Regions from separate parts of the Homo sapiens genome. Here all the other regions are linked to region 1. Evidence: chromatin loops called from intact Hi-C (ENCODE). Cell type or tissue: PC-9. All regions are shown on one strand.

Region 1 (2,500 bases):
TGTGTATATATATACATATGTGTATATATATATATTTTTTGAGACAGGGTCTCGCTTTGCCACCCAGGCTGGAATGCAGTGCAGTGACATGCTCATGGCTCACTGCAGCTTTGACCTTCTGGGTTCAAACAATCCTGACACCTCAGCCACCCTAGTAGCTGTGACTACAGAAAAATATTTTTTAAATGAAATGAAGTCCCAAAAAAGTCACAATTCAATAGTCACTAAGTATTTAACAACTACCATTTTCAAAATTGAGTGCCATCTCAGTGACCAGCTATGGGACACATGCTCACTGAACCCCAGAGGCACAGGTGAGGCTTGCCAGGCAGATGACTCGACATTTAGAAGTGTCTGATTTGTTTTATAAGAACTCTATGGGAAATTAAGCAACAGGAAAAAAAAAGGAGGAAGAATAATTGAAACTAAAAGCCCAAGGCAAACTTACGTCAGTCTTCAGTTTAAAATACCTTGTTGCTAGAATATACTGATTAATGAAGTTGTGTGTCTCAACTAGTAGACTGAACTTGATTAAAACTTTCTTTTGAAAAGCCGATTAGTTTTTGTATTCACAAACTTGTGCAGAAAAATTAGTTTTGTCCTTTGAAAGCTTTTGGAAACAAGTATTTTTCAGGTAAGGAAGAATAAAACAAGGTAAAGAATTATGAACCTTACCAGGATTACAGTCTGTAAGAAGTGAGCAGATAGAAAGGAGGACTTTAGAAATGGTTAGTGCTGGACTCCAATTATCTTTCAATATGTCCAAGCAAATAACACCTTGACTGTTAATATTACAATGATAGATTCTTGTCCGAAATGTAACCTAAAAAAAACAAGTGACAGACAATATTTAAACAGCAAACAAACTTGTTACTAAATATTCAACTGAATGACCCTTAAGAAGGTGACTAAAAGCAGTTTTAATTAAAGCTGTCAAGAAGATAGACAATAAATTTGATTAGAAAGTGTTCATTGATACCATCTCAGGGACTGTGTCAATTTCATTTAAAATGTTATGTCCACTGACGGTAAGTTCAGTACTTCCTAATTTCATCTTTAGCAATTTTAAATCTTTTAAATATTAACATTTCCAAGTTTGAATAGCTAATTGTTTGCTGACCTCTTGTGTTAGCTGGTAGTACTACACTGCCTCAAAGTAAGCTTTAAAATACTGAGAATCATAAATACCTCTTAAAAACTGAAGTGCAACATAATGGGTACATAAAGATAATTAAACAACATACTTAGCAAACAATGACTACACCCAAAAGGCTGAACAAAATTTGAAGAGAAGTCTATTTCTGCTTTTTTCTGACCGTTACATCAGGTCCTATAGACATCCTGTCTACCTACATCACAGAATTTACTATTATATAATCGAGTGTCCATGGATGCAGAGCCAGTAATGGGCAAGGACCACAGCAGAACACAAGTCACATAAGCTGGTGTTATTTGGGTCTCTTAATTTTTATTTGTGAAATATACCAAAACACAAAGTAAAAATTACCTGTAATTTTACCAATTTTTTAAAAAAGTGACTTTCGATTACTTCTTGTTGCTGCAGTTGTACTTTTATCTGGCAGTCTACCTAATCCCCAAGACGGGGTTTTCTTTCTGACTGAATGAGAATCATAGATTGAGTACAGGAGATGGGTGACTTGGGCAATCCTCACCTGTCCTAGAAAGAAAACTGAGGCCTGGAGGTAAAGGAACAAGACCAAAACATGACAGGGAGCACAACAGAATCCAAAGCTTTGGGAAGAGATTCTGATTCTCTAGTTGTTTGGCCCCCTGACCTGCCCTGCCTTTTTTTGGGGTCTTGCTTTGTTGCCCAGACTGGACTCAAACTCTTGGGCTCAAACAATCCTCCCAAGTAGCTGGACTACAGGTGCACACCACTGCACCTGGCTTGACACCATTTTTAACCTCGAGAAAGGTTCAAAAACATTTCTCTATGGGCTGGAAAACAGGGGATTAATTCTAGGTTGCTGACAATATTACTATAAATAGCACAATTTTAAGCACCATCAAAACAAAGCACTTAATCCTAGAATGGTCTCTGCCAGATAAGGCAAAATCAACCTAAAGAAGTGTTTTGTATATGTTAAAATACTCAGATCTATTAGGACATAAGATAAATCTAGTTTCTGTGATTAAAAATTAAATTTAGAAAAACCTCAACAGTTGCTCTCTTGTGGGAATTAGTAAATTTGAGCATACAGGGAGATTTCTTACCTTTGGAGGCTTGAAGGGATATTCTGGTGTAAAAGTGATATCGAGAAAGAATACACCACCCTCATACACGGATCCTGGAGGCCCTAGAATGGTTGATCTCCATTCATAGATGTTATCGCCTTTGGGACCAGCACTGTGAATAATACGTCAACAAATAAGCAGATGGTGGCACTATCCCAATTTTTACAGTGTATTAAAAGAGATGGAAAGATTACCTCTCTCCTCTCTTTTGTTTACTGTGTGGATTCTCTTTACAAAACAAGTA
Region 2 (2,500 bases), 180 kb before region 1:
GGTAGAGGGTAGGAGGAGGGGGAGGATAGAAAACTATCTATTGGGTACTATGCTCACTACCTGGGTAATAAAATCATTTTATTACCCAAACCCCAGTGACATGCAATTTATCCTTGTCAAACCTGCACATATATCCCCTGGATCTAAAATAAAAGTTGGAAGAAAAATAATAAATAAATAAATAAAATCGCTTCTTCAAAAAAATTACGTTGTATAATTTCACTGCTATGTATTGTATGCAGTATGCATTTCTCTGAAAATCTAAACATAAATACAATCACATTATCACACCTAAGATATCAACCCATACTACAACCCAATTTCCCTAACTGTCTTAAAAATTTCTTTCACAGTTGATTTGTTTGAATCAAGGTATAAACAATGTAATACACTACATTTGTTTATGTTTGAGTTTCTTTTAACCTAAAGGAGCACACATGCACACACACACACACGCACACTTTTTTCCCTTTAGCATTTCCCTGTGATTTGCAAAATCCACATAATATTCCTGCATAATGCCCCACATCCCAAATGTGTCCCTTTGCTACTCTGTAGTGTAATTAACTCTAGAAGCTTGGTTAGATTTAGTTTCATTTTTTTGGTCAAAAATATTTCATAGACAAAGTGTATTTTATAAATGCATTACATCAGGAGTTACCCAATATGTTGTTGTTCCATTTATAGTGACATTCATGATAGTGATCATTCCCCACCTACATATAACTAATGATTCCAATCCACTGACAATCACTGTGTAAAACAATTATTTCATGGGACCAAGGAGGAGAAGAACAAGGTAGTTATAATAGTGGGTATTATTTTGAAACTTGCTTTTTTCCACTTACCAGTATGTTGAAATTTATCCATATTGATATCTGTACTAGTTATTTCATACATGTCTAGTTATTTTAATTACTGTATAGTATTCTACTATAGAAAAAAATTGAAAAAAAGAAAAAAGAACACATTTTATTTATCCCTTCTACTGGTGAAAAAAGGATATATCCTATTTTTTTAATCAAAAACAGTAGCAAAGAATATCCTTGGGCATTTTTCAGTGTGTATGCATATGAGAGTTTCTCTAAAATCAAGGGCAGGAATCAGAAACCTTTTTCTGTAAAGAGACAGGTAGCAAATAGTTCAGGCTTTGTGGGCCATATGGTCTCTGTTGCCATTACTCTGTCAGGTAGCATGAAAACAGTCATCAACATTGTATAAACGAATAAGCATGCACACAGCTGGGTTTTTATAAGAGTTGATTTAACAAAACAGGTGGCGGGCCAGATTTGGCCCAAAGGCCATAGTTTGCTGACCCCTGGTGTAGAGTATGAAAATAGAGTATGTTCATCTTCAGCTTTGTTATATATTTCTATTTTCTTTCTCCAAATGAGTTATACTTGTTTATACTTCCATCAGCAAAGTATAAAAGTGACTTTCTCCACATCCTTGAAAACACTTGGTGTTATCTAATTTCTTAATCTTGGGGCAGTCTGATGGTTGTGAAATAGTTTCTAATGAATGTTTCAACTTTCATAAGCCAAATTACAAATGTGTTTCAATATTTTTCATATGTGCTTTGACTATTCAGGTTTCTCCTCCCTACATTGCCAGTTTATAACATTTACCTACTTTCTATTGAGTTGTTTGCCTTTTTCTTACAATTTGTGACTTTTATATATATTCTATTTATAGATTGCATTTTTCTGTTGATTATATGCATTATAAATATCTTAGTCTGAGTTTGTCTTTGCTCACAGTATCATTTGTTGAACAGAAGTTTTGTTTGGTTTTTGCTTTATTTTTAATGTCCATGGATACATTAATCCTCCCTTTTTCTGTGTGTGTATGTGTGTGTCCATTTTTTGCTTTGTATAAGAAATCTCGCCCTACCCAATTATCATAACATTTTTCTATATTTTCCTTTTCACATTCAGGTTTTAGTACATCTGAATGTATCTTTACATATGGTAGTTATCTAATTTTATCTTATCCAATATGAACCATCAATTATCTGAGCCCCCTTTATTGATTAATCCATCTATGTGTTCTCCACTGATTTTAATGCTACCTTTGACTTAATGCACATTCCCACATGTTGTAGGTCTGTTTCTAGGCTCTGTGTTCTGCTTTCTTAGTCTGCTTTTACTGGTCTATCTCTAGGCTGATACTATTTCATTTTAATGCGATAATTTCATAAGTAGTCTTAATATCAGGCAGAATTAATCTCTCCCTATCGCTGATATCTTTCAAATAGTCTTGCCTCATCTTTACTCTTCATCTTCCATACGAATTTTAGATAAATCCCAATGTAAAGGTTTGGAAACAAATGTTTAAAAAAATCTAAGTAACTTTCCCAAGGCCCCACGATTAATAAGTAGATGAGGTGACATTCAAACCCATGCAGAATAATTTCGAAGCCCAGTTTCTAAGCCACTATATCCACAATACCACCTCTACAATTATATTACAAAGTGGTAGAAAAAGCTGAATTTAATGT
Region 3 (2,500 bases), 71 kb before region 1:
AAAAATACAAAAATTAGCCAGGTGTGGTGGCGGGCACCTGTAATCCCAGCTACTCAGGAAGCTGAGGCAGGAGAATCACTTGAACCTGGGAGATAGAGGCTACATTGAGACAGAGTGTCACCGTGTCACCCAGGTTAGAGTGCAGTGGCACGATCTCAACTCAGTGCAACCTCCACCTCCTGGGTTCACGCTATTCTCCTGCCTTAGCCTCCCGAGTAACTGGGATTACAGGTGCATGCCACCACGCTCAGCTAATTTTTTTTTGCATTTTTAGTAGATATGGGGTTTCACCATGGCTGGTCTGGAACTCCTGACCTAAAGTGACCCACACACCTCAGCCTCCCAAAGTGTTGGGATTACGGGCGTGAGCCACCATGCCCGGCCATATAAAAAATGTTTTTAAACTCCATTGGTTTTAGGAAAAAATAAAAAGTAATCAAATTGCACAGAAAAAAAATGGCTCTTTTTAGAAGAAGCAACAACAACAGAAGTTTAGCCAAAAACTGTTTCTGGGATGATAATGCTAAAATACGACTTTAATCAATTTGGTGTCCTGTAAAGCATGAAAATATGTTTTCTGCTTCACCTTAAATACAAGAGGGTCCTTGGTAACCGGTTTATAGCTCTGGTTCATGATGAGGAATAAAAGCCAAGCTCCATACACTTTAGGAACACTCTTTAAACTGGGAACATACCATCTCTTGACATTCCAACAGACAGACACTTTTTGAAGCGACATTGCTGACATCTGTTCCTATTCATTCTCATTATAGAACAGTTTTCATTCTTCAGGCACTTCTTGTACTGGATGTTTTGTTGAATACTTCTCCGAAAGAAACCCTAAGAACAAAGGAAGATTTACTTACCCATTTAAAAACACCCAAATGAACTTCTTATAAACACTGCTCCCATACCTATCTAGTGTATATGACGAACTACAGTCCCAGTATATGACTCACTATCTGGGAAACACTATGTCTTAGGACAGAGGGAAATACAATGTTGACACACAGAATTTAATTTCGATTCTTATTGGTATGAGTAAGCACCTAACACCTACTAACCAAACAAAATTCTTCTTCCCTTCAGAGATTCTTTGTCCTTACCCAAAACACCCCTTGCAACAACCACACTACCCTGTTACCAGACCCTGCCTGCAGTCACATTTTCCATCTCATACTTTTATTCACTACAAATTCCAAAACTCTTGAAGTATGAATGACTGATTCTTTTTTTTTTTTTTTTTTGAGATAGGATCTCGTTCTGTTGCCCAGGCTAGAGTGCAGTGGCATGATCACAGCTCACTGCAGCCCTGACCTCCCTGGCTCAATTTTCCAACCACAGCCTCACAAACAGCTGGGACTACAGGCATGCGCCACCACACCCAGCTAATTTTTGTATTTTTTGTAGAAATGAGGTTTTGCCATGTTGCCTAGGCTGGTCTTGAACTCCAGGGCTCAAGTGATCTGCCAGCCTTGGCCTCCCGAAGTGTTAGACTTACAGGGTGTAAGCCACCACCACTCCGGACCTGATTTTTTGTTTGTTTGTTTGCTTGCTTTCTTGAGACAGACTCTTGCTCTGTAGCCCGGGCTGGAGTGCAGTGGTGCGATCTCAGCTCACTGCAACCTCCACCTCCCAGATTCAAGGGATTCTCCTGCCTCAGCCTCCCCAGTAGCTGGGATTACAGGCACGTGCCACCATACCTGGCTAATTTTTTGTATTTTTAGTAGAGACAGGGTTTCACCATGTTGGCCAGGCTGGTTTTGAACTCCTGACCTCAACTGATCCGCCCACCTTGGCCTCCCAAAGTGCTAGGATTACAGGCACGAGCCACCATGTCCAGGCTTTTTTTTTTTTTTTTTTTTTTTAAAGAGACAGGGTCTTGCTCTGTCACCCAGGCTGGAGTACAATGACGTAATAATAGCTCACCGCAACTTCGAACTCCCGGGCTCAAGCAATCCTTCTGCCTCAGCCTCCCAAGAGCTGGGACTACAGACATGTGCTACCACATCCAGCTTTTTTATTTTTTGTAGAGGTAGGGTCTCCCTATGTTGCCCAGGTGGGTCTCACACTCCACCTCAAGCAATCCTACAGCTTCAGCCTCCCAAAGAGCTAGAATTACAGGCCTGAGCCACTGCACCCAGCCTAAATGACTACTTCTTAAAAAGTGGACTGAGAAATATGTTTGATAGCTATAATCCCCTCACTAGATTGTGGATTACATTAACAGAAGTTGGTCTTTCCAGGATCATTACCTGCTGACAATGGCAAGGCCTACTTATACATGACAGAAATCACTGACTACGTGCCAGCAACAGGTAAGTGTTACACCACACACCAACAGAGTAGCTAACTATCCAAGGAAAGACAGTTCCCAACTAGATGGCTACAAACAGCTGCCTTTACTCCACACACAAACAATTCCAGTACATGTTCTGTGATAGGTCTCCAAAGATCTCCAGTTTCATGGTACCAGGGAGGACAGAAAACTCAAGAATGC

Evidence for each region. Hi-C counts contacts between places; a loop is a spot of excess contacts. Peaks named below come from ENCODE experiments on the same cell type or tissue, not always from the same donor. Only the 100,000 strongest peaks of a DNase experiment are listed, where the experiment ranks them.
Region 2: it touches region 1 in a loop (7-fold over the local background); 2 of 110 quality-filtered maps call a loop at or near these places.
Region 3: it touches region 1 in a loop (5-fold over the local background); 15 of 110 quality-filtered maps call a loop at or near these places.

The regions. Positions count from the first base shown.
Region 1 is chr3:23,887,435-23,889,934 of GRCh38, reverse strand. UBE2E1 (ubiquitin conjugating enzyme E2 E1) reads right to left here. Exons shown (of 6, transcript NM_003341.5): 4 at 2,236-2,368; 5 at 676-823. Among named protein-coding and RNA genes, the nearest start is that of NKIRAS1, 28 kb to the left of the region's middle. In PC-9, CTCF peaks have their summits at 915 and 1,117 (motif pointing left); a DNase peak (open chromatin) is centred at 394; H3K27ac peaks cover 2,290 bases.
Region 2 is chr3:24,068,008-24,070,507 of GRCh38, reverse strand. No RefSeq gene overlaps it. Among named protein-coding and RNA genes, the nearest start is that of LINC00691, 34 kb to the left of the region's middle. In PC-9, a CTCF peak has its summit at 1,302 (motif pointing left); no DNase peak of the experiment used is centred here.
Region 3 is chr3:23,958,011-23,960,510 of GRCh38, reverse strand. It overlaps NR1D2 (nuclear receptor subfamily 1 group D member 2), which reads right to left. Exons shown (of 8, transcript NM_005126.5): 4 at 696-840. Among named protein-coding and RNA genes, the nearest start is that of NR1D2, 14 kb to the right of the region's middle. In PC-9, no CTCF peak of the experiment used is centred here; a DNase peak (open chromatin) is centred at 1,050; H3K27ac peaks cover 2,367 bases.